Regions from separate parts of the Mus musculus genome. Here regions 1, 2, 3, 4, 6 and 7 are each linked to region 5. A link is a loop called in an ENCODE intact Hi-C map of the cell type or tissue named here. Cell type or tissue: heart. All regions are shown on one strand. Region 1 overlaps Copz2 (coatomer protein complex, subunit zeta 2). Region 2 has its middle 42 kb from the start of Hoxb1. Region 3 overlaps Skap1 (src family associated phosphoprotein 1). Region 4 overlaps Skap1 (src family associated phosphoprotein 1). Region 5 holds the start of Hoxb5 (homeobox B5). Region 6 overlaps Skap1 (src family associated phosphoprotein 1). Region 7 overlaps Skap1 (src family associated phosphoprotein 1).

What was found. Hi-C counts contacts between places; a loop is a spot of excess contacts. Peaks named below come from ENCODE experiments on the same cell type or tissue, not always from the same donor. Only the 100,000 strongest peaks of a DNase experiment are listed, where the experiment ranks them.
Region 1: it touches region 5 in a loop (4-fold over the local background); 10 of 42 quality-filtered maps call a loop at or near these places.
Region 2: a loop joins it to region 5, with 7 times the contacts of the local background. A loop is called at or near these places in 13 of 42 quality-filtered maps.
Region 3: a loop joins it to region 5, with 2.7 times the contacts of the local background. A loop is called at or near these places in 4 of 42 quality-filtered maps.
Region 4: a loop joins it to region 5, with 3 times the contacts of the local background. A loop is called at or near these places in 23 of 42 quality-filtered maps.
Region 6: a loop joins it to region 5, with 4 times the contacts of the local background. A loop is called at or near these places in 24 of 42 quality-filtered maps.
Region 7: it touches region 5 in a loop (2.8-fold over the local background); 4 of 42 quality-filtered maps call a loop at or near these places.

Annotation. Positions count from the first base shown.
Region 1 is chr11:96,860,218-96,864,217 of GRCm38, reverse strand. It overlaps Copz2 (coatomer protein complex, subunit zeta 2), which reads right to left. Exons shown (of 9, transcript NM_019877.2): 9 at 3,015-3,355. The coding sequence ends at 3,308. It overlaps Gm11523 (a long non-coding RNA gene), which reads left to right. Exons shown (of 4, transcript XR_880183.2): 3 at 113-385; 4 at 647-1,776. Among named protein-coding and RNA genes, the nearest start is that of Mir152, 12 kb to the right of the region's middle. In heart, a CTCF peak has its summit at 2,107 (motif pointing right); DNase peaks (open chromatin) are centred at 887, 2,187, 2,587 and 3,517; H3K4me3 peaks cover 2,664 bases; H3K27ac peaks cover 1,404 bases; H3K27me3 peaks cover 884 bases.
Region 2 is chr11:96,405,874-96,409,873 of GRCm38, reverse strand. No RefSeq gene overlaps it. Among named protein-coding and RNA genes, the nearest start is that of Hoxb1, 42 kb to the right of the region's middle. In heart, a CTCF peak has its summit at 1,965; DNase peaks (open chromatin) are centred at 1,963 and 2,473; H3K4me3 peaks cover 1,018 bases; H3K27ac peaks cover 941 bases; H3K27me3 peaks cover 3,832 bases.
Region 3 is chr11:96,618,896-96,622,895 of GRCm38, reverse strand. All of the region lies in intron 4 of Skap1 (src family associated phosphoprotein 1), which reads right to left. Among named protein-coding and RNA genes, the nearest start is that of Gm38960, 81 kb to the right of the region's middle. In heart, CTCF peaks have their summits at 1,284 and 1,502 (motif pointing right); no DNase peak of the experiment used is centred here; H3K27me3 peaks cover 2,791 bases.
Region 4 is chr11:96,551,325-96,555,324 of GRCm38, reverse strand. All of the region lies in intron 4 of Skap1 (src family associated phosphoprotein 1), which reads right to left. Among named protein-coding and RNA genes, the nearest start is that of Gm38960, 13 kb to the right of the region's middle. In heart, CTCF peaks have their summits at 1,760 and 1,970 (motif pointing right); no DNase peak of the experiment used is centred here; H3K4me3 peaks cover 296 bases; H3K27me3 peaks cover 3,035 bases.
Region 5 is chr11:96,300,887-96,304,886 of GRCm38, reverse strand. It overlaps Hoxb6 (homeobox B6), which reads right to left. Exons shown (of 2, transcript NM_008269.2): 2 at 3,318-4,000. The coding sequence ends at 3,959. Hoxb5 (homeobox B5) reads right to left here and starts at 1,375. Exons shown (of 2, transcript NM_008268.2): 1 at 712-1,375. The coding sequence starts at 1,273. The region is part of intron 1 of Hoxb5os (homeobox B5 and homeobox B6, opposite strand); the gene reads left to right. In heart, a CTCF peak has its summit at 1,634 (motif pointing left); DNase peaks (open chromatin) are centred at 1,616 and 2,826; H3K4me3 peaks cover 2,094 bases; H3K27ac peaks cover 957 bases; H3K27me3 peaks cover 4,000 bases.
Region 6 is chr11:96,534,585-96,538,584 of GRCm38, reverse strand. The region is part of intron 3 of Skap1 (src family associated phosphoprotein 1); the gene reads right to left. All of the region lies in intron 2 of Gm38960 (a long non-coding RNA gene), which reads left to right. Among named protein-coding and RNA genes, the nearest start is that of Gm38960, 3.5 kb to the left of the region's middle. In heart, CTCF peaks have their summits at 2,217 and 3,843 (motif pointing left); no DNase peak of the experiment used is centred here; H3K27me3 peaks cover 3,445 bases.
Region 7 is chr11:96,672,474-96,676,473 of GRCm38, reverse strand. The region is part of intron 4 of Skap1 (src family associated phosphoprotein 1); the gene reads right to left. Among named protein-coding and RNA genes, the nearest start is that of Snx11, 100 kb to the left of the region's middle. In heart, a CTCF peak has its summit at 2,451; no DNase peak of the experiment used is centred here; H3K4me3 peaks cover 332 bases; H3K27ac peaks cover 378 bases; H3K27me3 peaks cover 73 bases.

The sequences.
Region 1 (4,000 bases), 560 kb before region 5:
AATTATTCCCCTCGCCAGGGTTCCCATTAAAGAGCTCTACTGTACTAAGAGCTCAGAACTAATTCCTCCCCATAATCTAATAACAGTTTCTGCTTTACTTATTTTGAGACAGGCGCTGTTTTGCTATGTAGTCCAGAATAGCATCAAATTCGTGGCTCTCTTCCTGTCTCAGCCTCCAGAAAGCACATCGCTTCACAGTGTGTTTCAAAGAGGTTGAGGGCAAAGAAACTCGGACCTTTGGGCAGGCTGCTCTGCCCATTTCTCTCTCCAGGCCTGGCTGGCTCTACCAATGTTTGAGGCCCTGAGAAGAGCACGGGTGTCGCCTCCCACTCCTCCTGACAGCCGACAATGATCCAGTCACAGGGAGCCATCCATCAGTGTCGGGGTGAGAACCAATCCCACATGCCCTGCCTTTCTTGCCAGCCAATTGGAGGAAAGCAGGAGGAGCGTGCCTCTGTGTGTGTGTGTGTGTGTGTGTGTGTGTGTGTGTGTGTGTGTGTGTGTGTGTGTGGTGTGTGTTGTGTCTGGCACGTCCCTGTAATAAGTTAACAAGTTCTTGAGTTTGTATTTCCTCCTGTGCCCTCGGGCTGGGTGAGCCCACATTCCTGAGGTCTTGATTTCTGATCCGGTTCTTACTCTGTTGCAGGGAAAAGAGTGGCCCTAAGGATCCTTTCCCGCACACTCTTCGAAGCTGCTGGGTGCGATGGGCAAGACAAGGAAGGATGCCAGGGGTGGGCAGACTCGGGAAGGCAAGCCCTGGCTCAGAACTGCGGACGCCCTTCCCGAAATCCCTCAGGCTCCGGCCAGTGGCCACGATGATGAGGCTCTCATCTCGGAAAAGCTGGTGCAGCGGCCAGGGCTCCGGGCTGTCAGCCAGGCCTGCTGTCTAGGCGGCTCCACCTGGATGCAGAAAGCGAGGGGGGCAGGGAGACGCAATAGCCAGAAGACTGGACCTGCAGACTTGGGGTCATCACCACTATGGGAGCTCAGCTCAACGCAACCCCCCAGTCGCTGCTTTGCTAATCCCTCCCTATGGGATCAGGGTAGTAGCCTTTAGCCATAGCAAGTCAAGGAACACTTTCTTGTTACCTTTAACCATCTGTAGCCTAGGCTGGTCTCAAACACAGTAAATAGTTAGAAAATGACTTTCAACTTCTGATTCTCCAGCCTCCACCTCTCAAGAGACGAGATTATAGGCTTGTGTGTTCCACACCCTGTGAGGACCAAGTGCGAGTAAGGAATTCAGATATTGTAGTATAATGAGGAGTTTTCTATCCCCTATCGAGCGGAAGCTGCGATATACTTGTATATTCGAAACTTTCAGGGTCTCGGTGTATCCCTTAATAGAATGTGGACAGTATCGTGTAGTTCAGAGAGTTGTGTGAGCCAGCCTTCCTGGAGCTCCTAGCTTCTGCCTGATGCTTCCCATTCCCGTCCTCGCACAACTGAAATTGCAGGACCAAGTCAGGTCAGGCCGGGTTGCCAGGAGGCAGTTTACTCCTCCGGGCCTTGGCTCCATCCATGGTGGAGCCAAGTGCTACGGGTGGCTGAATATTTGAGAAATAATCCAAAGAATGTCTTTTCCGTCACCACACTGGCCCCTGAACTGCACAATTTTATTGTGCCACCTTCCCCCTCTCTCAGGATTGCCTTTTTGCAACTCTGGGCTGTGTGCACAGCGACTCTAGAAAGACACTATAGTAAGCGTTTACAATGAGTAGATAATCATCCCCGTATCTTCGTAGAGTTCTCTAATTACAGACGTAGTCAAATTCAGTATAAATATCTGTTTTGTTTTGTTTTGTTTTGTTTTGTTTTGAGATAGTGTCTCACGCAACCTAGGCTGATCTCCCACACTCACGGCCTGGAAATGACAACCACCGGGACAGGCTTTTATTAAGATCCAAGGCTCACCACTATTTTTATTACGGCGGCTGCCAAAAAGCTCTGCGTTGGGAGAGAAGTCGCGGGAAGTCACGCGTGATGGTTGCCAGGGCAACGCACTGGCTCTGGTGTCAGAGATCAGTGAGAAACACCGGGAGGAGGGTCGGTTCCACCTCAGGGGCGGAGTTATCGAGGCCCAGGACCCTGAGGTGTGCCCGTAGTACCTCCAGGTGGCGCTCTAGGACCACGGATGTGGTGAGGGGGCGGAGCTTCCTGCTGCGCGATGCTCCTGTGAGAGGCGGGGCCGGGGCGGAGCGTGGGAGCCGCTGAAAACCTCCAGGGATCCAAGAAGATGACACCCCACGCTGCCAAAGAAGAGTCCGCGGCGTGGAGACGCCGAAAGCGTATGGGTCACAGGAAAAACCGAGAGAAAGTTCAGAGATTGGGACTAGGGTAGGAAGGGGGTTCGGGATGCTCAGAAAGTTTATTCATCTCCATCCTTGAGATGTGTCGCCGTGAATCTCCTTCCGTCTGTCGCCTCTCTAGACACCCCTGTCCGTCCCTCCCCCGACCCCCGTCCTTCGCCTCCTCGTAGGTACACGGATGCTCTACACACACGCGCAGTGGCCACCACTCGGTGCCTTCTCGCCCCCAGATAGAGACAGCAAATTATAGAGCTCTACTGCCCAGGATCTATGCCAAGATAAGAATTCCGCGGTCCCAGGCGCGCCAAGAAAAATAGCCAAACAGTTCCTGGGTTTGTCAGAGTAAGCCTGACTCCCTTCCTTTCTGGAGCCTAGAATGGAAAAAACGACTCAAGGAATCCCTAGCGGAGCCTCCCTGTGGGTACTGCACAGACAAAATGGAGAAGCCATCTTCACTCTCCTTTTCCTGGAAGAATATTATTCCTGTTACTATGACTCTTACCATGCCACACCGTCGTGTTTAACCGCTCAACTACTCATGCAACACCAGGGTATCAGTGTTGCACCCCTCGTGTTAAACACAACCCTTTCCCTTGACCCACTCTGACCTCATTCACAGGTGTAGTGTACACGCGCACGTACACCACACACACACACACACACACACACACACACACACACACTTCAAAGTCAAGAAAGGAGGTCTTTGGGGGGGAAAAATGTAAGTTTATTAAGGCCTAGGACTGAGGATGTCAGAGGTCCGAGGGGAGGCAACTTTGCTGGTTCCCATGGCCCCAAGGCCAGGTTAGGATGCTGAGTAGGGGTGAGGGAGCTGGGGTCAAGCTTTTGCGTCTCAGAATCCCTGGCAGGAGACCTCAGGGATCAGTTCTGAGAGAGGCCTGAGAAGGCAGAGTGGTCTCTCTTGCGTCTTGAGATCTTGGGGCTTACGCGGGGACTGGCAAAAGTTCTCTGGGGAAGGAGCCTTGATTCCAAGGTCTTCATTTCAATAGCGACCATTTAATCTGTTCCTTGGCTGACTGAAGAACCTGAAGTGAGAGTAGGAGGTTGGGAGAAATATTTGAGAATGTCAGTGATTGGAGGTCGACAAGGGCGCCTCTCCAGCCCTGGCCACTAGATGGCAGCAGCTTGCCTCTTCTTTAATGAGATGAGGTTTTGGAGGCTAGGGCAGGTCCAGAGGGCTGCAACCCAGCTGGCTGCCTCCCAAGCCTGTCCAACTGTGGGTGAGGCGGTAGCCCCTGCCTCCCCTAAGCCATATCAGGCCACAGTAATAGTGCCTCCTCACCGCGCCATCAGGCAGGCAGAGACTGGGCCCAGGCTCAACCACGCCTGTGCTCAGACACTTGACACCGTAATAAACTTGTGATGCTGGTTTTGATGGGGTGTGTTCTCAGCACCCCATCCCATTTGCTGATGTGACAAAGCTGTCAGGTGTGTGTATGTGTGTGTGCTCCTACTACCAAGAAAAAACATCTCAGTCCAGTGTGTGCCCGTATCTGTGCCAATGTGCACACGTGATGCCAACACATGAGGGGGGACTCGGGATACTCAGACTGTCTCTCTGGGCATAAAGCCTCCTCCAAAATGTCCACCCCGCACTGTGTATGTCCTCCTCTCTTGGAATCTCCCTCTTTGCTGGGGACAGTGAAGTTCTTGAATCTCTGCTAAGGAAC
Region 2 (4,000 bases), 100 kb before region 5:
TTTACTCACTGTGCCATCTCCCCAGCCCTACATAGGTTATTTTCAAGTGTGCTTTTGTCCTATTTTAGTCTCCCAAGGGTTAATAATGCACACCAGATATTCTTAGAACTTATTGGTGATTAGACAAAGAATCAAATCTTCGAGAGTGATTTACTGTGTGTCTTCAGGAAAGTCACTCAACCATACTGAGCAGTGAGGCCTCCTTCTTACTTAAAAGGAATTTTTAAAAAAATGCAGAGATTACTCCAGCCAGCTCTAAGGAGAGCCCTCATTGTCTAACTCACTGGAAGTGCTAAGGAGCTGTTCTTTCATCTGGAACTACCTGGGGAGAGATTTTCTTTCCGTGAGCTTTTACATCCTCATTCATTTGAATTGGTGTTCTGGGAACTGGGCAGGGAACAGGTATTTTTATCTTACTTTAATGGATAAGCAGTAGCGTAACTGGTAAAAAAAAAAAAAAAATGGATCTCTCCTTTCTTACACTCCTCTGAGGACCCAGGGAAAGCCCAGCCATTCTTAGAGTGGTTTAAGAGAATGGTCTAGATTTTTGAGGAGGGGAAATTCTGCTCTTTCAAGAGGGGAAGGACCCACAGACCAAGAGGAAGTCAAGTCAAAACTCATGTTAAGATGCTCAAACCCCTGGACAGTCAGATGGGGCCATTGCTTTGACTGCTGTAGTTTCCTTGAAAGAGGAGAGGGGAGTTCGTCCTAACCTTCTCATTTGGGGGTAACCAAAACAAGGATTTAAAATGGATTTCAGGGTGGGGCTTAATTAACTGTAGAGGGTTTCCCTGGCATGGTAAAGGCCTGGGTTCCGGGTCCCACACTACAAGAGTTCCCAGGAGTTGTGCTTCCTCTCCGGGGCCTGCTTTCTCTTTCCTCAAGGCCTTCCCTGTGTTCCCACTCAACTTGTGGGTGGTAATAATTATTTATACCCGTCTCTGCAGCCCACATCCTCCAGGGGCCAGCTCAGATTACACCTGCCCTGATGAATCCTTCCGCTACTTTGTTATTAGATCCCCAAATTTGTCGACAGGAACAAGATCCTCCACACGGAGAAGAAGACAGCAGTAAATTAGGAGTGAGTTATCCGCCCCGCGTAATGTATATGCCCACATGTGTAAGTTAACACTCTGAGGATGACGTCATGAGCTGTCCGATGATGCAGAGCCTTGGGCTCTAGAATCCTCATTTTGCAGAAAGCGTTTTTTTTTTGGGGGGGGGGGGTTGCAGAGTTTGAGGGGACTGGGTTTTTTTCTGGGTATTAAAAACTAGTAGGTTCTTTTACTGTCTCTCTCTCTCTCTCTCTCTCTCTCTCTCTCTCTCTCACACACACACACACACACACACACACACACACACAGAGTCCTTGCCCCATCTCCCCTCCCCCACCCCGCCTCTCCAGTACAAGGACTGAATTGGAGCATGTGACTAAGTGGATAAACATTTCATTCAGAACCGCCCTAGACCATCATTGTCCAAGTTCTTTTTTAAGCATTTACCACTTTGCTCTGAAGAACAGCATAGAAGTGAATCTCCAGGCAAGAGGCCTCCAATACACCAAAGGGGGGGGGGGAGTTCCAAATTCAAACCCAGTAACAAGACTAGCGAAAGGGAGGACCGAACATAAAGCTGGAGGAGACTTCCACAAAATCACCAAGCAACGAAAGGGTGTCTTTTTCTCTACCATAAGTGACACCCGGAACTTCTTTCCAGATCAACCACAAGGAGAGAGTTTATTTGTCCGTGAAGAAGACCCTGGGCCAGGCCAGGTTCCCACAACCCAAGAAAACTCCAAGGAGGTCAGGGAAAGAGAATCCAGGCCTAGAGTCCCTCCATCCTGCTGCAGCCACATAGCACGGAATTGGCAAGGGACAGGGGCGAGGAAAGGGGAGAGTCTGGCAAGAATCAGAGCCAAAGCCGGTGGCTGGGAACCTGGAGCTTTTGGCGCACAGCGGCGGCGGCCGCTAGGGTGCAGCTGTGGGCTGATGTGGGGTCCACGCCAGTGGCGGAGCCACGCAGGAGAGGAGCTGGCAGTGACGGCGAGGTGGTTCGGTGTTGTGTTTCTACTGTAACTATAATTAGGCGGATTCTGTGTTTATTTAGGCTGAGAGCTGCAAGATAAATGACAGCTTCGAAGATGCTTTTCAGCACTTCATAAATCACCCACCGGCCCGGGCAGTTTGCTTGTGTCACGTCTCAGTTCTCCCTCTGTGCCCTGCCGGTCCCCCCATTCACCTCGGAAGAGGGCATAGTCTGGACGACCCAGGAGTCCGCGCCACAAAGGGCAGGGGGTAAAGGGGAACGTAGTGTCTGTCCTTCTCTAAGATCTCGGCGCCCCGGAATCAGTGCCCAGGAGCTGCCTGGAAAGCTGTCAGGAATAGCTTCCTCCCGAGGTGGTCCCTAGGCCCATTGGGGATGGGTTGACGGGCAGGCCTGCCCTCCTCTGGGAGAATATGGTCTCTAATCGGCTCTAACTCTTCCCCTTGCCTCACTGACACAGCTGGAGATTTACGGGAGACGCTGGAGAAATATTTATAGTACAAGGAACTGTCCTTTCCCCTCCTATGCCTGTCGGCGTGTCTCCTGGGGCTGGGGTGGAAGAGCCCATGTCTTTTCCCATTGGAAAGCATATTCTGTGGTAGCGCTTCTCAGAGGGAGTTTGGAACTCCTTAGCCATCTGAAAGAGCGAAGAATCAAAGGGCAACCCATCTCTCCTACCTAGGCCTGAAACAGTCCAAGAAGTGAGACGAGGCTTAGACTTGAAGCTTGCAAGACAGACAGAATGCAGAGGCATTACCCTAGCAGAATAGCGAACTCTGGATCAGGCACCTTTGCGGGCAGACTGTTTCCCATCCGAGCTGTGGCTAAAGGGTCCAGAATAGACCTCAGGAGCAATGGTGTGGTTTCTAAGTGTTTGACTATGAATTAGGAGACCTTCGTTCAAATCTTAGCTCTTCTCACAGTGGGAATGTGTGTTTGCTCTGACTCTGGTCTTCGGTTTCTCTTCTTCAAAATGGGGGTCAGGGCGGGGAGGGCCGATGCCAGGTATGGCCACTCAGGTCTGTTATCCCAGCCCTGGGAAAACCTAAGGGAAAGGATTGTGAGTTTGTAACCAGCAGAGGGATACCTAACTGGATTCTGTGGTCTAGGATGCAGAAGAGAAGGCAGCCTACTTTCTAGAAGAGTCTCGCTGGTGCCAATCTACTCTAAGTAGTGCCCTAGAAGGCATATAGTGTTTTGGAGATGTGGCTGTGTTTATGGTGTCGATTGTAGTTATGATCTCCCAGGTGAATACTTAGCTCCAGACTCATCAAACTGTATATACATTAAGTGCCTAAAGCTTTTTGTATGTCAAGGACACCCCCAACAAAGCAGTTTGTTTTTAAATGCTTGTCCAGGCTGGCCAGATAGCTTAGTGGACAAAGTGCCTACAGGGCAAGCATGAGGACTTGAGTTCAGAATCTCAGCACCACAGAAAGCCAGACACCGCGAACAGCATCTGTACCCCAGCACTGGAGGGGCTGGGGGGGGGTGAAGACAGGAGGATGTCTCCTGGTTTCCTGCCCAACCAGCCTAGTCAAGTTGATGGCCTCCAAATTAAGTGAGAGACCCAGTCTCAAAAAACAAAGGTGGAGAACAGCAGATGAGGATGCCCGGTATGACCTCTGACCTACATGCACAGACACACATATACACACAAACATATACATATATATATATATATATATATATATATATATATATATATACACACACACACACACACACAAATGCATGCAACACACATACAGGAAAAGAAAAAGGGATATGAAATTTGAACACCGAGCAGTGTGTTAATGGTTTCACAAATCGAATGTAGAAAATGTATTGTTGCACTTGTCCCTAAACGATGCTCTATCATGGAGAGATGACTTATGTCGTACTCAAAACGATGGCATGTTATCAGCTGTCCTCAGCCCTGACAAATTTCTTTGTGACATTATTAACAGCACAGCAG
Region 3 (4,000 bases), 320 kb before region 5:
AGGCGGAAAGGTAGTGATAGAGCGGCACAGGCTGGAGGGATAAACGGGAGTCACCCTGAATCCAGACTTCTAAATTAAGGGGAGATTTTTTCTTCCTTGTTCCCCTTCTCTTGTTTGTTTTGTTTCGGATACTGAGTCTGGCCATGTAGCCAGGCTGGAACTCACAGTTGTTCATCTTGCCCTAGAGCTCTATAGAATGCTGGGATTTACAGATGTGTGCCAGGTTACCATACACACAATGAAAAAATATTGGAAAATTCCACAGGATCTCCCCCAGGCAGAGAAAAATCCCTGGGGGTCATTATTCTCTTCAGAAAAGCTCAATTTCATTCTTCTTCAGAGAGTAGGCAAACCTCAGCACCAAGCCATGACACTACAGCCATGGGCTCCTTCTTATCAAAGACTTTGAGGCTTCTAATTGCCTCAACTACTGAACACAAGTGCTAGCGACATCTAAAGATGTTAGGGTGTGACTTCGTATGAGGAAGATGGGGAGAGGAGTGCAGGTGTTTAGTCTTTCATTCCGGTGGCTCAGAGAGACCTATGTGCCTGCTGGACAGCCCCAATCACTGGCTAAGGCTCACACCAAACCAGCACGTTTCTAAGAGTTTAAAGGGATCATAAAAGTGGCCTGGCTAAAGATATACATTAAAATAGGACCAGGTTATAGTTTTAAGAATAACAGAAAACTCCAACAGCACAACTTCAGAATAAAAGCACATTTGTGGGTGGGGTAGAAACCCAATTTTGAATGACTTTAATTCATGAAATTTGAACATTTACTGTATTGTACAATAGTGGCATTATGTTTTTAGTTTATTTTATTATAAAGTATTATTGTATATTTTTGTGTGATGAGCAAAGACTGGAACAATTAAAAGAAAGCATAGATATTACAACCTAACAGCAGGAAGGATTGATTTTCCTTTTCTTTGAACACTTAAAATTTCTTACCCTGTTAAAAAGCCCATAAAACAGATTTTGTGAACATATGTTTTATGAGTCAATGCCAAAATAAGAGTGGTAAATCCCTCAATCACAGACGTAATCCTTAAAGCTGACACTTAACCATTCAGCTGTGGCTTTCTCCTGCCTTCCTGCCCTTCCTCCTTTTCCATATCTAGATATTTCATTGCACATATGTACTTCTTTAGAAAGTCAGTAGAAGAGAAGCAGAAGAAATAAAACCCAGTCTGGAAGATCCAGATACTTCGTGACTTTGAAATCTGCCAGAGGAGCATGAGAAATTGAAGCTAAAAGATAATCAGATTTGATGCAATTTTAGAATACTTTAGAATCTAAACAATATTCCCTGTGCTTTCCTTTTAATGCCTACAATATTTTTTGTAAATTAATTGTAGCTAAGATGTTCTAAAATAATGAGGCTAAATGATTTTTTGAACCTTTTAAGTCTCCAGAGGTTTAAAAACAGTTAAATTGTATCTAATACTGACTTTTAGACTGGTTCATCAGCAAAGAGCTTTCACCAACAGCCAGCAGGTGGCGCTATTCACAAGCAGGGTGCAGGGCATTCTGAAAGGGCTGTGACTACATCCAATGTGTGGTTCCGATTTATGGAGTATGGATTTTAAAGGATTTTTAATGGAGCTGTCAGCACTCTGGAGCCACTTCCATTCCCATCTGTTCCCTATGAATGTGGAAACTCGGAAGTCACTTTAAAATCTGTACCTGTAGAAGAACACGGGGTCTCTTTAAAAGAACAGAAGTTAAGAATTTCTGCCTAACAATGAATTTCAAACATGCACATATAGTCAACCTCTTCCAATATTTTGGGAGAATCTTATTGCAGAATGCAGCCTTTTGTCTATTTAGGGCTGGCGTGGATCCAGGAGTTGTATACTTCAGCCCAGCTAACCTGAGCAAACTCTGAATGGCGAGCACTGTGCACACACAGTTGCCAGGGAGAAAATATGTCCGTTCTTGTCGCCAAAATTAAAACTCCCAGGTTTCAGGGGATACAGAAGCAACAAGAGGCGGGTGAACTCTTGCCACCAAGTCAACAGCTTCGGGGCTTTCGGCACAGGCTGAAATTATTTGGTTTTGACCGCCAGATGACCTCCATCTCTGCCCAGCCTGATGGACAGTGGGACCATTAGTTCTTTTTAACATGCATTCTTTTTGTGAAACACAGACACTACTCTTGCATTTGCACAGAGCAAGCGAAGACAGCAAATGAGTATCCGAAAGGGAGACAGAGACCTGTACCCGCAGGGAACCTTCTCAGTCAGCAGTCCTTCCACCAGCCTAGGGCCTGGGGCTGAAGGGTGTCAGTGTAAGCAGAGACATTGTTGTATCAGTAAAAAAATTAACTGTCTTAAGAATCTGACTCTAGACTCCAATTAGTCAAGGTTACATTTAATATATGTCCAGACTTAACAGAAATTGTTTTAAATTGCTTATATTTTTATTTTCTGAAGCATTTAATTTCTTGCTTAGAAAAATAAAAAGAAAATCACAGAGCAGAATATCTCACCTAATGTTAGTTCAGGCTCCATGCAAAATTGTTTCGTCCTATGCATTACCCGCTTAGTGAGTAGAATTTCCTGACCCTGTTACTGTGTAATATGAAACCCCAAATACATTTCATTTGTCTGTTTTTTTTTCTTTTGTATGCATGTGTTTGGGTGTGTGGCTAAAGAAATAACTTCCGACCTCATTGTTCTTGCACAAATAACCCAAGAGCTAAGCTCGGTCTCACACAGCCTATTTAGCTGAAACAAAACTGAAAGAACATAGGGACTTGTCCTCCAGAGAGAGCCATCAGAGATGTCAAAGTCGGCCAGGCAAGGCTGAGTTAAAAAAAAGAGGGGGCAAGAAAAGGCGCTTTAGGTGGAGGATAAAATTTCCTGTCGATGAATCAGTCATTCTACCTTTAAATAAAGCCCAATTCAAAGTCACATTTAATCCAATCTCTCTCTCTCTCTCTCTCTCTCTCTCTCTCTCTCTCTCTCTCTCTCTCTCTCTCTCTCCATTTTCCTGTGGCTGTGACTGACAGAATTGCATTTGTCCCAGCCTCTTCTGATTTTCCTCCTGGGATAAGTGATGAGCTATGCTGCGGGGGAAAGGAGGAAACATCTGCTTGGCTTTCTGAAGCTGGCACAGGGACCTGCAGTGTGAATTGCAAATGCCACTTTCACAAACAGGTCTCCCACAGGAATCCTGCTAAAAAACATGGCTCTACTGGGGGTGGGCGGGCGGAGGGGGGGGGGCAACAGCTCTGGTGAGTGATGTGAAAAGTGGCTCTTCTCTCCAGCTATCCCAAACAATATGCGTGCGTGAGCACACACACAAGCTTTGCCTGTAGTGGGATTTAATGGATCCCAATCTGATAAAGAGGAAAAGTACCTGTGCCTTGCTTTAATTTGAAAAGTGAGTTCACACTGAAGCCCCAAAGACTCTAAAATCAAGTTTTATGTCTAGCAAACAGGGGGTCTTTTATTAGTAAGAGTCACAAAACAGTGGTATGTGGTGACTGTGAATTCAGGAAAGGCGCAAAGCCCCAAATGATTTCCAACACACTGTTCCCACATTTTATTTTCTTCTGGCGCTGTTGTCACCAACGGTATGGGTTACTCAGGCACCACGTTGACCGCCCCGCCGTGTAACCTGTTCATTCTTTTCTCCAACTAGAGAGAAAATCGCGTAGGAAGTTGCTCCTGCCCAAGGGCAAACTTTGAGACCAGTGGGATGTTGCCCTGGCAGCTCAGAACTGCTTCTTTTATTAGACTCTTCCCAACTGCACAGTCTGTTAGCTTGTGCAAGTTTCCATTAAAATAAAAATGAAACCAAACCAAACCCCTATTTTCGGTCATTTAGCCATTTTTCTCTTTATGAAGAATGAGGATCGGCTGTTTGATTCCTGCGCTGGCTGAGAAAGTCACGTGCCTTTCTCCTGACCAGGGTTCCCGCTTCCTTGTCCAGGCTTGGTTTGGCTGATATCATTGTATTAATATTAACCCCTAAGGTGAGATGGACAGTA
Region 4 (4,000 bases), 250 kb before region 5:
GCTGCCTAACTTTGTTTCAATGCTACGTTAAGCGCCCACAGTGGTTATTTAGAGTAAGATGCTTCGCAAGAACTCTGACAGTTTCCTAGGAAAATCTCTTCTCTCTGTCAGTTTTGGCCCCCACACCTCAGCAGACCCTGACACCTCCTCAGAGTGTGAGGCAAACTTCTGCCAACAGTTTCTGTGGTATACTGTTATTCCTTATGATTCTCCAAGAAACGGATCGCTCTGTTCTTCCTAATTTTAAAACTAAATGAAACAACATAAAACCTTAAACTGCTTAATAAATTCTGCTTGAAAAAAAAAAAGTACTCTAGAAAGACTCTTTTCTGGAAGAAAGGATGTGCACCACTTCAGAAAGCATTGCTTATATTTGATTTAAAACCAGAAGCCGGGAAATATGTAAGAGCAGTGACTGTCGTGGACGACCAAACAGATCAATATGAACACGGTAGCAAGTGCCACAGGTGGAAAGAGAGGCTGCTCTTTGGCCCTCTGCTCAGGTAGCACTGTTCAAGTTCTTATACAAAACTGTACAAAGTTACAATTTAAATGTCTCATGGGAAATGCTGCCTTTACAAGAAAAACAATCAGGCCCAGGAGGAAGCAAGAAACTTGACCTTGACCACAGAGCCAGGGTAAAGAGGGCCAACTGACCTGATTATTGATAAACCTCAAAACGTAATATCAAAGTACTGCTAATCCACGTGCGAACATGAGATTGTTACTATGAAGAGCCGCAAACGTTTTGCTACCAAATAGCAAAACACCTTTAATAGGTTTGTTCAGTTTTACTTTCCAGGGCTCAGAGGAAATGCCAGTCTAAAACCCAAACCTACACAGCACAAAACCCCAAGAAATCAAAGTTAGCTCTGTGTTCATGTATCTCAAAGGGGAAGCCCACTATGTAATAAAGGTGAACTGATTTCTATTGCTTTGAAAAATAATTATCATCTCTTGGTAGGGGGGGAGGGTGAAAAAGAAAAATTAGTCAAAATGTTCTCACTCATATCGCCTGTGACCAACCCCCTTCACCCTGCCATGCCTGGGCCATCTTCTGCCAGTTCCCTTGTGGACCAGAGTCAATATTCTCTCCTAAAGAGCAGTCCAACGCTTGATCTTACAAAGCGTGTCCTCCCTAGCTGTCACATGGGGTCCCATGTGACAAGGGCCCATTACAAAGTGGCCTGAGCATAGAGGGAGCTGACTTCACCACTCCTCAAGTCTCTACAAAGGGCTTTTAAAAAATGCCGCTAATTCAAACGAGCCCAAGGACAGCGTCTGTTTTTATCTGGCAAGTTGTAGCTGGTGTTTTTGCTAGAGATTGAGCGATCTAAGGCATATGCTACTTGCGGTGGTATCTTCTGAAACAAATATAATTTTATGTTGCTCATAGAAATATACACCTGCCCTTGGGGCTGCCTGCCGTTTACTAAGGATTTATAAACATTTGAAATGTGTGGGTTGAGAAGAGCATATGACAACTATAACCTCGAAATGATAAATTTAATATAGGAGAGAAAATGTAGATAGGATTAAATGACATATGTTAGGAATACTAACCACTTCCCTTTAAAATTGACATGGAAAAAAATAGCTGTAAATTGGATTTTAAAAATCATATCTAAGTCTTCCCTCAATATCACTGAAGAATATAAAATTCTTATAATTATGGTTGGTTTTGTATGTCCCCCCTTAACTTATATAATAGGACACACAGAAAAGACAGCTCTAAGAAAGTACTATCTTTTGAGGTTCAAAGCAGTCAAAAGAAAATAAATTTCTCCAAAAAGAAGAAATATTTTAAATATTAATATGCATGCGTGTGTGTGAAATTTTTAGTTCTCTAATCCATTTCTTATATTCAGTGTTTAAAACGTAAAATTCATAGCACCCCCAAACCCCCACCCCCTGCACTAAATTCGGCAAAATACATCCAAGAATGCTCGGAGCGTTATTGTATTTTACCACAAGAGGGCGCTAGAGAATTCCGATCCTTTCCAAGGTCTATAAAATCCTTTAACTGCTACTTTATAGACATTCAATTACAACAGGCCATAATACATTAAGGCATTAAAATATACATATATCGCAGCATATGCCACAGCACACGCTGTACGAGTGTGCTCTCCAGATGATCGCCGGCGCCAACATCAAAACAACGCTCCGGCTTCTAGTGCTTAATGTAAGATTTTACTCTCCAGCCCTCCCCTCTCCGAAAGGCAGCTCTCTTGGTGAGGTGATCCCCTTGGAATGGAAAATATCAAGGCATGTGATAAATACACAGTGACTGGAGGGTATGACAGGGCAGAGGAAGGTAAGGCCTGCTAGAACTGAAATTTATGCAGTTTGGAAAAGGGAAGACTCTGGGGATAAATGTTCGCTGTCTTTAATACCTTCTAAAGGTAACACTATAAATGAATTAGGGGAATTATTCAGTCTCAGAAGATGGTATAGAAAAGAGCAATGGCCTGAAACCAAGGAAGGGAAAGTTTAGGGAAGACATGAAGGATAAATTACCAATAATAGTTGGGCGGGAAAGATGTCCTGCAAAGGAAAGACCCAAACTGTAATGGCTATATTTGATAATTAATTAAATGAGATATTAGCAAGAATGATGTGAATTCATTAGATGGGCTACATTAGATAACCCAGATACCCCCCACCCTGAGCTCTGACAGTCTCTAGGTTTCAGTCTGTTGCTGGGTGTTGGAGAATGTCTTTCTGGGATGACAGTGATTGTCTGCAGAGAGGCGAGCACGTGACAGCAGTTAACCCCATGTTAATAGAATAAAATCCAAGGCTTCATTGTGAAATGACATAATTATAAAATTGTGCCTACATTCCAAGTCATTCTATGAAAATATGCAGTGCCATGTAAGTTACAGGCTAACACTTTTTAAAAAAATCTGCAAATGTCCCCTGAATAAACAATTTCCCCTAAAAAATCCCAATATTTTACAAGCCAGAGATCCTATTCTGCCTAATAGGATCTATTTCTTGCTAGCGTATTTGGGCTCAAGTCCCTTAGGGCACAACATTAAAATGGGCAGGAGGGGGGCGTGGATTCTAGAATCTGAAAAGCAGGCTAGAGCAGACAGGGAACAGAGTTTGTGAATTCAACCATCTTTGCCTAGTCCACCATAATATTATGGTCTAGCCAGAGTTTCAGTACTAGTTAACTGATCTCTGTCTCTGTCTCTCTCTCCCTGTCTCTCCGTCTCTCTCTCTCTGTCTCTCTATTGTCTCTGTCTCTCTCTCCCTCACTGTGCTAGAGATCAAACCCAGGGCCTCATACACTCTAGGCAAAGGCTCTATCCCTGAGCTATATGTCCAGACCAAAGAAATTTTGTTTTTACTGCTTGAATCTTAGGTCAAAAGAATTTATGGCTAACAGGGAAGCAATGACTGCCAAAAGTATGAAGAGCTGAATATATGTATATATGCATGTGTGTATGTATGTGTATGTATATATGACCTTGGGGAGTCATTTGTGCTCAAACTAAATTTTTCTAAATGTATGTGAATATTAGACTTGGAAGTAAAAATGGCCAATGTGGAACTTGGAGAAGGACAGTCTAGTCGTTAAGATGATACTGAGGGTTTTAGAATTCTAAACATGATTGCCATGGGCGCAATAACAAACCCCGGGGTGGTGAGACTGTCTCTGCAAAGCAAGTGCTATGTTGAGCCACACTGCATTCACAGACTCTGAGAACAAGACAATTAGGCATGGTGTATGAGATTCTGCAATCAACAGCCTGTGGAGACATGAGCCTTCCCTGCTTCTGATTGGTGTCTACACAAGCACGCACAACACCATGCAGTAGCAACTGAAACCCTGTGAGTCTGCCACCACCCAAGTGACCACACTGGCGTCCTTAATAGTTATTTATTGTACGAGGAAGTCATCACTATTAAACTTGTTACTTGTTGATGAGTTTAGAATTTGGAGAGAAACAAAAAATACTCCAGGCATTGTGTAAACAATCTCCTCTGC
Region 5 (4,000 bases):
GAGCAGTTAGAGGAGAGCCCCGAGGCAACGTTATTCCGGTTAAAGGAGGGGGCACTGAGTGGGAGGGGGCGGGGAGCAGGACCCAGGCGTCCCCAGCACCCAGCTCACCGCAGCTCCCATCCTCCTCACCCCAGATGCCTGCATCCAGCCTCTATTTCTTCATACCCCCCCTTCTCCAGCAGCCCCCACTTCTGATGGTAGTGAATGCTCCCGGCTTTGTCTCTGGCTCCTTCCCAGTGCCTCACCCTAGGCTGGGTTCAGGCGGCAGCTCGCCCGGGAGGGAAGAGAGCCACTGCACTTTTGCCCTAGAAAGCTCCGTTTATAGCCCATTCCCCCTTTGCTAGCAGCAGTCTCAAAATTTCTGTAATAATCAGGACCCTTCCTCACAATACACAAATCCCATCTTTCATCCTAAAGCCGGTGACTGGCTAGGTAAACAAAACCTAAGCTGAACGTGGCAACAAACTGGCCTTTTTTTTTTTTTTTTAAATGCCTACGCCCAGAAAACAACACTGTTTGGCTCTATCTATGGAGCTGTGGGGACCCTTTCTGACACTTTTCCCTCTTGATGGCAAAAAAAAAGAAAGAAAGAAAAAGAAAAAAAGAAAAGAAAAAAGGGATCTATATTTGAGGCAAAGCCAAGCTTTGCTCGCCCCCACCCCCAACACAGGGCAGGAATGCGGAGAGGACAAAAAAGAGATGGAGAATTACCGTGGCTGATGTGAAGCTTCCTCATCCAGGGGAATATCTGTGGAGTCTGCCCCTCGGGCGCGGCCGTAGAGGTGGCCATGGGCTCTGGCTGTGCTCGAGCCAAGCTGGGGCTGCTTAGCTGGCTCGCCGCTTCCTCGGGCTCAGAGGACGCGCTGGCCTCGTCTATTTCGGTGAAATTGGCGCTGGAGCTGGCTGGGGTCGCCTGGTCGGAAGGGGACGAAGCAGAGGGCTTGGCGCCGTGGCTGTCGCCGTTAGTGCAGGGCAGGGACTCGGGCGAGGACAGGGAGCAGCTGGACGTCGCCTGCCTGAAGCGGGGTTCCTGGGCGGACGCGGGGAAGGCGCGCGAGCTCTCGCCCACCGCCCCAAAGTGGCTGGAGGAGGCCGAGGAGCGGTTGACGCTGAGATCCATCCCATTGTAATTGTAGCCGTAAGAGCCGGTGTGCATGGCAGCGGGATCCCTGTAAGAGCCGCTCAGAGAGCTGCCACTGCCATAATTTAGCAACTGATAGTCCGGGCCATTTGGATAACGCCCCGAGAAGGAGTTTACAAAGTACGAGCTCATTTGGGTGATTTTGGAGGGCTTGATTTGTGGATCGTGGTCGTTATAACCCTGTGCTTCACGATTTATGATGTATTAATGAATTATAGCGATGCACTGTACTTCGTTTTGCTATGTATGCGGCCAAATATGGGGGGGGTTAGAAGGGGGATGGGGGGGCGTTAGGGAATCACGTGCTTTTGTTGACCAGTCGTAAATTCTCACTGATGACCTCAAGAGGTAATTCATGCTCTATGGTTACAAATAATGACGATCGGAGAATCGTTAGGGCCGATTCAATGCGAGCCTCCGAGAGGGGGGGAGAAAGTGAGAAGGGGGAAAAACAGGGAGAAGGTTGACGTTGGCCTCTGAGCAGAGCGCGCCACCTCCCGGCGATTGACGGGAGCGCGGGCCGCAGGCCGCCATGGCGGCTTCGGCAACCTCTTTGCTGGCTCTGTGCAACCGCCAAGCCAAGAAAGAAACCCGGCCCGCAGCTCACTCACAGGCTTGAACCTTTAGGAAGATGGATTTGAGTCTTTTGCCTACTTCGTTAGGGTGCGGCTATCCCCTCTATTTGTGGCCTCTCTGACATTATCATCACCATTATTATTTTAACTCTGGGTAATATAATCAAAATGAAGTTGCTTGATCTTCCCTCCTTAGGCTTTGCCAGTCCCCAACTTGGGTAAGGAAATGGGGGGAAGGATTATAAGTTGTGTGTGAAAAACAATTATAAGAATTTTGTTAGCTCAGCCAGGTCTGCTTCTTGGCTAGGCTTCAGCGGCGGGTCCACAACACGAGAGAGAGCCGCAGGACTAGGCTGGAGGGAGGCTGGAAAAGGCAGGGAAGCTCTTCGTTCTCCTGGGCCCCTGGGAAGTTTGGATTTTTCCTTCTGACCTCTCATCCTTAGCCTAGGCCTAGGAACCGAGGTAAACAGGGACCCTAGAAGAGAAAGATGGTCGGTCGGCCAAAGACTAGAGAGACAACCGTCTGAGCGGTTAAGGTTTGGTGGTAACTCTTCTGCGGGAGTTTGGGGTTTAAACAGATCCCCTTTAACAAGCTCGCCAGATGCCAGCTATCTCATTCAGAGACCAAATCCAAAGCCTTGTGTTGCTGGTGGCCAATAATTGGAGAATTTGCTCATGGCCTTACCGCCTTCCCTGGGAAGGTGTTCGGAAGACCGGCGGCCCCTTGCTGAGCTCGCTGGGCGGCCAGAGATCTCCGCAGCTGGGCCCCTTCTGCCAGACGGCTATTTTCTTTAAAAATAAAAAAAGGAGGGGGGAGAGGGAGAAGGAAGAAAAGAAAACGGGGCCTGAAGCTTGCTGCTCGGGTGTGGGTGGCAGTAAAGAGAAAATGAGCCATTTTGGGTTGAGAAGGTGAGACTAAAGGCGCCATCACCTGGACCCCTGCCCTCGGGTCTCCAAAGAGCAAGATAAAGTCGGGCCCTTGCAGCCTTCTGCTGCCGGCTTCCCATTCTCTTCCTGGCCACCGAGCTCCTACTTAATATGAGAAGAGGCACCCTGGAGCCTGTAGACGAGTTGTGGAGAGATGCCCAGTGGCCTCATTTTTCAGTCTCCGGAGCAATAGGCCGGGGATCCGAGGGCCAAGGCCGGCAGAGACAGCCATGTGGGCGGGCCAAAGGCCAGGGCCCTTGGCTCGAAGAGGACAGAAAAAAACACTGCAGAGCGCCTAGACCCGCCCAGCTCCGTCTCTCCAGAGCTCTGGGCAAGGAGGCCTCAAGTGGCATCCCTCCAGAGTCTCACAACCGAGGCAAGCTTAGAGAACAAGAGGGAAAAAGGCTTTCTCCATCTCGTGTCTGAATGGGAGAGGCAATTGTGAATTTAGCATCAGAGAGACACAACCAACGCTGGGGCCTGGGAGGACCGATCCCTGGCCTCTGCTTTTGGCTCCTTGCTTTTATCTCAACTGTAACTTCCGAATTGAGGCTGGAGGCTGGGAAGGCCCTGGGGCAGACCATGGCTCTTGCCTTTGCTGTTCAGGCTCAGGGGTGACAGGGTGGCTGGGGGCTATGGGGGAGATGACAGGGAAAGATTGGATGTGACTGAGCTGCGAGTTTTCACATCTTTATTATTATTATCATCATCATCATAATCATTATTAATAATATTAATATTATTACCGAAGTATTTCACGTCCGGAGCTAAGACAAGACTACAAACACAACACATAGAAAATTAATAAAATAGAACTTTGTTTTCTTCTGAGGCTCCTCTTCTTCCTTCTAGGTAGTATGTGCTCCTTCCAGTGGCTTTGGGGAGGGGGTAGGAGAGACAAGTCTGGGGTCAGGGAGTCTTTCAGGTCCCTGCTGAGGGGACAGCGAATCTACCATTGAACCGTGCACGGGGGACATGGACGAAATGAGACTCGACAAGGACATGAGCATTCTGCTCTGCTTCCAGGAGACATCAAGTGAGTCCGATTCTCAGTTCTCACCAGAGAGCCTGATGAGGCCAAGGTGGGTTCTTCGGGGGAGGGAGGAGGCGCTGGGGGTGCTGGGTGGGCATCCGCCAAGCGCCCAGGAAGAGCTCTGCAGAAGGGGGCATCCAGGCAAGCACTGGGCCCTGCCCGTCGTGCTCTGGACAGCAAGTCCCCAGACTCCCCCGACCGCAGAGCCTTCTGGGGCTTTCGGGTGCCCTAGGTTCCCCCACAGACCTCTCCCTTCGCGTCCCCCCTCCCTTTGCAGCACCTTCACTCGGCTGGCTTTTCCTCCTCCTCCTCCGCACTGAGCTG
Region 6 (4,000 bases), 230 kb before region 5:
CCAGCCCCTCTGCCGCTGGAGACACACTTCCCACTGCAACTCACTCGGAATCAATATATTTCTCTACAGATATATATTCTAACACACTATATCTCCATTAATCACCTCCGCCGCCTTCAGCCTTTTCTTTTGTATTTCTAAACAAGATCTAGGGGAACTCTATCAGGGGTTCACCTGCCATTAGCTGGTAATTTGTTCCTCGATTCTAAGTGTCATAAGAATTGGGTGCTTCATCCGCTCCTTGGTATATTCAATGACAGGTTCTCCACTGGGCACCTGTGCTGAGGGCCCATCCTGGGGGTGATTTCTCTATTCTTCTTTTCTGAGAGCCAGACTCAATTCCATTCATGCTTTGCAGAGTGATAAGTTGGGAGTTTCTGAGGTTGGAGCAGGAAGATAGAACAGCTCTGTATCGGGTGTAAGGTAATTATTTGCCAGGGTTTCTGTGTTGTTTGTTTTTTATTCTGTGTTTTCATTACCGGCTAATGAGTTTTCCCCCTTAATTCAGAAACAATGGCTTGGCCACTGGAAGTTGGCTTTTGCTGCGTTGGATTCAACCAGCTGTTGCTGCTCCATAAACTTTATGGAGGAGTGAATTAAACTGCTAAAAACTTCCATCTACTAATTCAACTCCAAATGGAGTCAGAGAAAAATGAACCACAACGTTCCCCTTACAGGTCTTTGGACAACCCAGTCTAGTTCTGAACCTGCAGGTGCTATCTGGGGACACAGCCAGGGCATGGTGACAATTTTACCGAAGAGACGAAAAGAGACAGGAAAACAGGTTGAGCATTTAAAAAACTTCAATGAATTACAAGAACAAATAACATAAAACATAAAGACACGTTTTCTGCTCAATAGATGTATATAAAGGCTCGTTAGTTTTTCTCATGTCGGTATAAGTCTCTGCCGTTTATCTCTCTTCCAATTAATTGTGAGTGTGCTCTCATAAAATCTGTTTGTCACCTGTAAGCAACTATGTGTCACATGGTTAAAAAACGTCCTGGCTTTGTTATGACTTTTTTTTCTCATGTCTTTGGATAATATACAGAAATGGAAACTAGTGTGAAATTGTCATTTTGGGTGGTTTTTGTTTTTTGCTGTTACGACTGTTGACATTAAAAAGAGAACAAGAACTTCCTGCTCCATTTGATATTTAAGAACCCACGAGGCATGTGGCTCCCTCTTTAAACTAATAAATCCTCACTAAAATGCTATAAATAAAGTTTCCTGATCCAAATCCAGTTAGCGTTCATGCTTGGTAGCATTGATATGGCCAGCTTTTCTCAGACCAATTTAACACTAATGCAGTTCCCAAAGTTGAACTCTGGTAGTGCCACCAAAATGGCGACACCTTGTAACCTTCACCTAAGCCTCTGGATCTAAAGAAACGTGCTGTATATGGATGTGACCAGGTACGTGAAGCGTTATTCACACGTGAATATATTACTGAGCACACCTGTGACATCAAAGTCGGGGTCGGGAGGGGAATCTGTCAATACTTGCAGTATAAATTATATACCATTTTGCACAAACTCATGCATTAGAAAATGTATGGTGTTTTCCACAGAACATCTGTGAGGCTTCACCGACTCCTAAATATCCATTTGGACTTGCGTGGTTGGTTCTTGCGATTAATTCACGGACAGTGAAGGTCTCAGATTCTTCTCTGTTCTATGTAGTCTGACTTCTTGCCCATCTTTTCCCTCCTGCTCTATCTATCCATAACTCAATGTATAAATATTCCCTGCCACTCTCACCCCTCGCCTCCAAGGCCCTGGCGGTGAGTGTAACAGTACCAAATGTCATTAACTCTGCAGAATGGATGAGAGTCATCCGGGTAGAGCAAGCTTCCATCTATTACACTTTTTAAAGTTGTTCCGAGGTCTCCCATGACAAGTAGTCTGAGCTTGAGTTCTGAGTGCAAATTCTCTATCTTCTGAATACTGCTAACTAATTACATGGCCACACTAAGAATAGTGCAAGAATGGAATGGTGTAGATAATAAGAAATTGAAGCAAATTGATGCTCAGAGAACAGTCACTAGGGAACACCTGTGAATCTAGCAACCCAAAGGATAGCACAGATTAATAATACTCTCAAGTGAACCAAACCAGCGAGCAGAAAACTGGAGAGGACTGGCTAAGACTGTCTTCCAAAGTAGCCCCTCCTCCGCTTTTAAAGAAAATGGTCCTTTGTGGTGCAGTTTCTCATTTTAGCCAGTAGGGTGAGCTGCAGTGCGTAGCATCAGCGTAGCTCTTTCAAAAAGGGAAAGAAAGAATGGAAGACAATCATAACAGACAGACTGACAGGTAGAAACAGAGTGACACAGACAGAAAAGCATACATAGAGCCAGGGCCAGAGCCAGAGCCATCCATCCATCCAGACAGACAGACACAGACAGACAGAGAGATACACGCAGTATGAACTCTTCTGCTCCTGCCCCTGTCATTTCTGGAAAATGCTGTGATCTTTAACCCTGCTTAGATTTTTGGATAAGGGCTCCTGGATGTTAATAAACTGAAGGGCTGGCAGCAACAGACACAATGAGATAATTGTATATGTGACAACACACACATAAAGCAACCTACAGTCTGTCATTTGCTGTTCCAGCCTTACTGGAGCACATCCCACTGCCTGCTGTTGTTCTCACTGGTACCAAAATGGAACCTGCTGAGTTAGAATATTTTCACTACTTATGAGATCTTGACAGAATTTTTAAAAACTGTGTGAACCTGCATTTGGCGGTACACAGATAAATACAAATATGTTGATAGTCTAGCCGCTAGGCAACCGTAACCCAGAATCACTGGTCTGTGGTTGCTTTCTTTGGACCACTCTATTCTCTGTCCTTCACTCTTACTGTAAGCTATTCAACTTCATTTCAGTATGTGTTAATTTTCAGGAGACAGTCAGCTACAATACTGAATGGAACAACTTGCTGTATTCTGAACTTTATACAGGCTCTAGTCTAGGCTCTTCAGGTATACCCCTGGGACATGTTAGTATCCCAAAAAGGATACAGATGAAGAAACCGTGATATAGAAATAAAACAACTTGACAAATTACCCAAAGTTCAGAAGTGACTAGAAGTGGGAAAGCGAGGCTTTGACCCCGCCCTGTCTGATTCTAAAGCTCCTCCCTAATCCACTGACTCCAAGGCTGCGTGCTTTCTAAATCATGATCATCATGCAAAGGCAAAGAATACTGAATGACAGCCAGCAACGTGAGCTCACAGGAGCGATTCCACTCCACATGTGACTGGGAAGGAAGCAGCCTCATTCACGGTTCAAATGTATGGTTCTTCATTGCTGGGATGGCTTTTAAAATATCTTTTTCTTTTTTGCAAGGATTCCATGCTCACTAACTATAATACAACTATTTCAGGCCTAGTCAGATCAATATGCTGAATTTTTGAAGTATTTTTCTGTACAATCACATGGAATTGTGGGCATTTTGACCCTGCAACACAGAAAACAAGCTCAAGCGGCCCATACCTAAGAGTAGCTTGGAATCTGCCACTTCTCTTCTTGGAATCACCATGCTTTAAGTATTCTAGTAGGAAAGTTGCTTGAAAACATAGAAGTCCACATTTTGTTACCTTTTTTTTTTTGTAATCCCAGTTCATTCCAGGGTCTATTATGCTCCATGACTTAAGACATCTCTTGAAATGATCAGGCTAGTTCCATTTCTAGCATCTTTTGCTGAAAAAGAGTGAGATGGGCTGGAGAGATGGTGCTTGCCCCTCCTGAAGGAAACCTGAGCTCAGTTCCCAGCACCCACATGGTGGCTCACAACTTCCTGTAACTCCAGTTCCAGGGGGTATAGCGCCCTCTTCTGGTTTCTGCGAGCTCCTGCATATGCATATAAATTGATGCAGGCTCATACACATGTATATAAATAATAAATCACTTTTTTTTTAAAAAAAAAGAATGAGATAGTACTTTCTTCAGGCCACTGCTGGATCTGAGCCCAAGGGATAAGGATGAAACAGTGAACA
Region 7 (4,000 bases), 370 kb before region 5:
CAGTCAGTAAGAGGTATTAGAGTAATACTAGAAGAATTCTATTCCAGACCAGAAACCTGTGGTCTAGAGTCGGGTATGGTGGTACCCAAGTCTCAAACACTTGGGACTTGAAGGCAGGGGGATCAGGAGCTGAACGTCAGACTAAGGAACATATTGGGTATGAGGCCAGACTAGGTTAAATGAGACCCTTTCTCTGAAAATGAAAACAAGAAAAAAAAAACAACAAAAAAGGAAAACAATGTGATTTAAAATACAAGAAATTTGCTAGACTCTTAGATTGGACTGTTAGATTGTTTGGGCTGTGATTCCCATCTCATTCAGATTTTGAGACAAACTCTCACTATGTAGCCCAGGCTGGCCTCACACTCACTTTATGTTCAGGTTGGTCTCAGACTTGTGGCCATCCTCCTGCCTCAGCCCACTGAGTGCTAGGTTTAAGTACTCCATGCCTGCCTAGAGTAGTTTGGGTTTAAAAGTAAAAGTACTTTGTTTGCCAGGTTCTTAAATCGTGCGATAAACTGATTTCCTCTTTCTGTGTTTCTCATTTGCCCAGTTGATTAAGTTGCGTGGGCCAGATAGCTCAGGTGGAGAGAGCACAGGGCTAATGAGACCAAGGTTACAGGTGTTATCCCTAGATAGGCCAGCTGGTGTGCACAGTTCTCTTTTATGTCTAGCTGACTGCTTCTCTAACCCTGGTTAGCTGGTCTGAAATCCTCAAAAGGGATTGCTAAGCAGGAGAGAGTGGGTCACATGGCAGAGACACCCCTCTGCGCCCCCCCCCCCCCCCGCAGTCCTTACACAGCATCAATGGGCTAGCTGGATCTCTGTATAAAGAGAAATGCAACTGGTCCCTCTGACAGTAAACCGCCCGCAACCCTGGTGAATCACGCTCTACCATCTTGGATACTGAAATGCCACATTTAGAACACTCAAGAGAGCAGCATTGACATCTGTCACAGGACAAGGTCCAGGGCTCTCCATTTTTTGCTTCCTGCCTGCTCTGAGTTCTGTCTCCCACTTCAAACCCCACCTCCGTGTTTCCACCCCACTGTGAGCTGTCAGGATGCTACTCCGGAAAATGATCTCCAAACCGGAATGAGATCCACTGCATCTCCTTGTTCCAGATAGAAATGTCATTTCTCACCGTGACTGAAGACTTTTCTTTTATCTCTTATCAAAAAACCCTGCCAGTCTGTCCACACAACCTGGAGAACAAATATGTTTTTGATCCCTCTGTGAACAAACCGGGCTAGGCACCTGCACAGCCCTCGGTGGGTGGGGGAGGGGTGGCTGGCCCTCATCCTGACTCTGTGCCAACTCCTGCTTGTGGAGAGAGAAAGCAAAAATGATTGATTCAACATCTTAATGAAGATAAACAAACAGAAAGGGACATCAAATAATGGCCCTGACAGTTTGAAACAAACCAAAAGAACAGCTTAACATTTCATTCAGGAAGAGACGCATTTCACGTGGGGATGACAGTTTAATAATTTGTAAATACCACTGGCTTGGCATTATAGCTAATCCAAATATTTTCATTTCTCATTGTAAGTCACCCTCTGCTGATGGCCTGTCCCCTTCAGCTCACAGCTTTCACCCTTGGAGTCTTGACAGAAGGCGGAGAGGAGTAGAAGAGAGGGGCTCGCAGGTTCTGCATGGAATGTGAGTCACGTGGTCAACTTCCTGTCTATTTTCTGATTGGGAATGCTCCAGGGTAAGACCACTGGCTTGCCTGAAGAACCCACTGCCTTCTTTTTCACCTCCCCTAAAAAGTATCAACTCTCTTCAGACTGTATTCTTAACGCAAAGCATCTCAACCTGTCTACAATGCCCCCTCCCTGCCCTCCGACTCTGTCCTAAAGACCCCCCCCCAGTCCTCAAGAAAAGAGTCAGTCATCTAAAATGTGTTTTGTGGTTCTAATGCTCTACAAAGAAGGCCAGCCTTGTGAATGCTTGTGCCTAAGCCACCCTTGGGTAGGCATAAAGGAGAAGCAGGAAGTTGGGGTGGCAACTATAAGGAAGGATGACCAAGAATCCTTTATGTTAGCCAGGACATTGGTTTGTTCTTAATGAAAAATATCCATGGAAATAGGGGCAATGTTGTTAAGTCATTTGGAAGTTTTAAGAGTAAAAGCTAGTATATGTAATTATGGAAGAAGAGCCAAAGGAACACTGTTAGGCATACATAGGCTTTGGGCTTAAAAAAAAGAAAAAAAATATCACCCCATCAATTCATACAGATATATATATGTATGGGAAGACCTGTCACATCAGCCCAGGCACATATATGTATATATGTATGTGTGTGAGATATAAATATAAATTTACTTATATATATATATGTAAGGGAAGACCTGTCAGATCAGCCCAGGCAAGAGACCACACTGGACGGGTGTGACAGGCAGGGGCCCAGAGCGAGAAGCTGCAGTTCTGAGATTCCTCCACAGGGAAGCAGTATGAGATCAGGGTTTAGACGGAGGGAGGCAGCCCCAGCTCCACCGGCTTCCCTGGCTCCTTCTCCCTTCTCCTAGCCCTTGGCTAGGGAGGGCTGTGAGCTAACTAGCCCTTCATTCTCAGCCCTATCCCTCCTTTCTCTTATCCCCAGCTCCCGGCATAGTGCTCTGTCTGTCCCAGCTAGGACTTGTGCATTGTGGGGTAGGACGGAGGGGATTCTACAAGGGCTCAGCGTTCCCTCCTTGAGAATGTGTTTGATCTCGAGCTGCAGGCAGGCACAGAGGGAAGAGCTTAACAGTAAGTCAGGTTTCATGCTGGTCTTGGAGGCGTGGGTCCTGATAACCTCTCTGGGGCTGTCAGATCAGTGGCTTTTGACATTCTTCAGAAAAGAGTCAGTTTACCTTTGGTATGCTGAAGGAAACAGAACGAGTGAACACTTGGCTTTGTTTGAAATACCGAAAGCAGTACAACTTTATGGGTAAAACCCTGAGCAGAGAGCTTACAACCCAGTCACTGTCTTGACAGCACCCTGATTGGTGCGTGGCAGCAGGAGAGGCATTGCTTACCTCTGACAGTTACAGACTAGAAATAAGAGAAGACATATTTCTGATAAGTCTTAAGGTCTAGCCTGGGGATGTAGCCTACTTGGTAGGATGCTTGCCTGGCATGCCCAACGTGCTGGGTTGGGCCCCAGCTTTGGATAAAACTAATTGTGGTGGAGCACACCTGTAATCCCAGCACTTGGAGGCGGAGGTAGGAGGATCAGAAGTTCAAGGCTGTCCTCATCTATACTGTCAGTTCAAAGCCACATTAAACAACAACAACAACAACAATGGTAACAAAATCAGTAACAATAACACAACCCTAAACCCTTAAGATCTATGCTCCTTATGTAGGCCTGGTATAAAATACTGAATATTGTGATTATGCTTTTTATCCAGTTTAAAAAAAAATTACATGTCTGAGTGTTTGCCTGCATATGTACCATGTGCATGTCTGGTGTATATAAAGGCCAGAGAGGGTGTTCGATCCCCTGGAGCTGCAGTTACAGATGGCTGTGAATCATCTTATAGGTTCTGGGAACTGAACACAGGTTCTCTGGAAGAGCAGCCAGTGCTCTTAACCCCTGAGCCATATCTCTAGACTGTAGATGTTCTTTTTTATATATATAATTAATTTTAAATTAATGAATGGGATTGTATATATTTATCATGTACAACATGGTATTTTGAAATATGTAAAAAAAAAGGGGGGGTTAATTTGTGGTGTTGACAGAACCGTGGGTCTTATACATGGTAAATGAGTAAATTATTTTTTTCAAGACAGGGTTTCTCTGAGTAACAAGCCCTGGCTATCCTGGACTCACTCTGTAGACCAGACTGGCCTCGAACTCACAGAGATCTGCCTCCCTCTGCCTCTGGAGTGCTGGGATTAAAGGTGTGTGCCACCATGCCCAGCATGAGTAAATGTTTTTAAGATAGAAGAACTTGACCTTTCTTAGTAGATGCGAGGGTGAAATCCTATAATCTGAGCACTGGGGAGATGG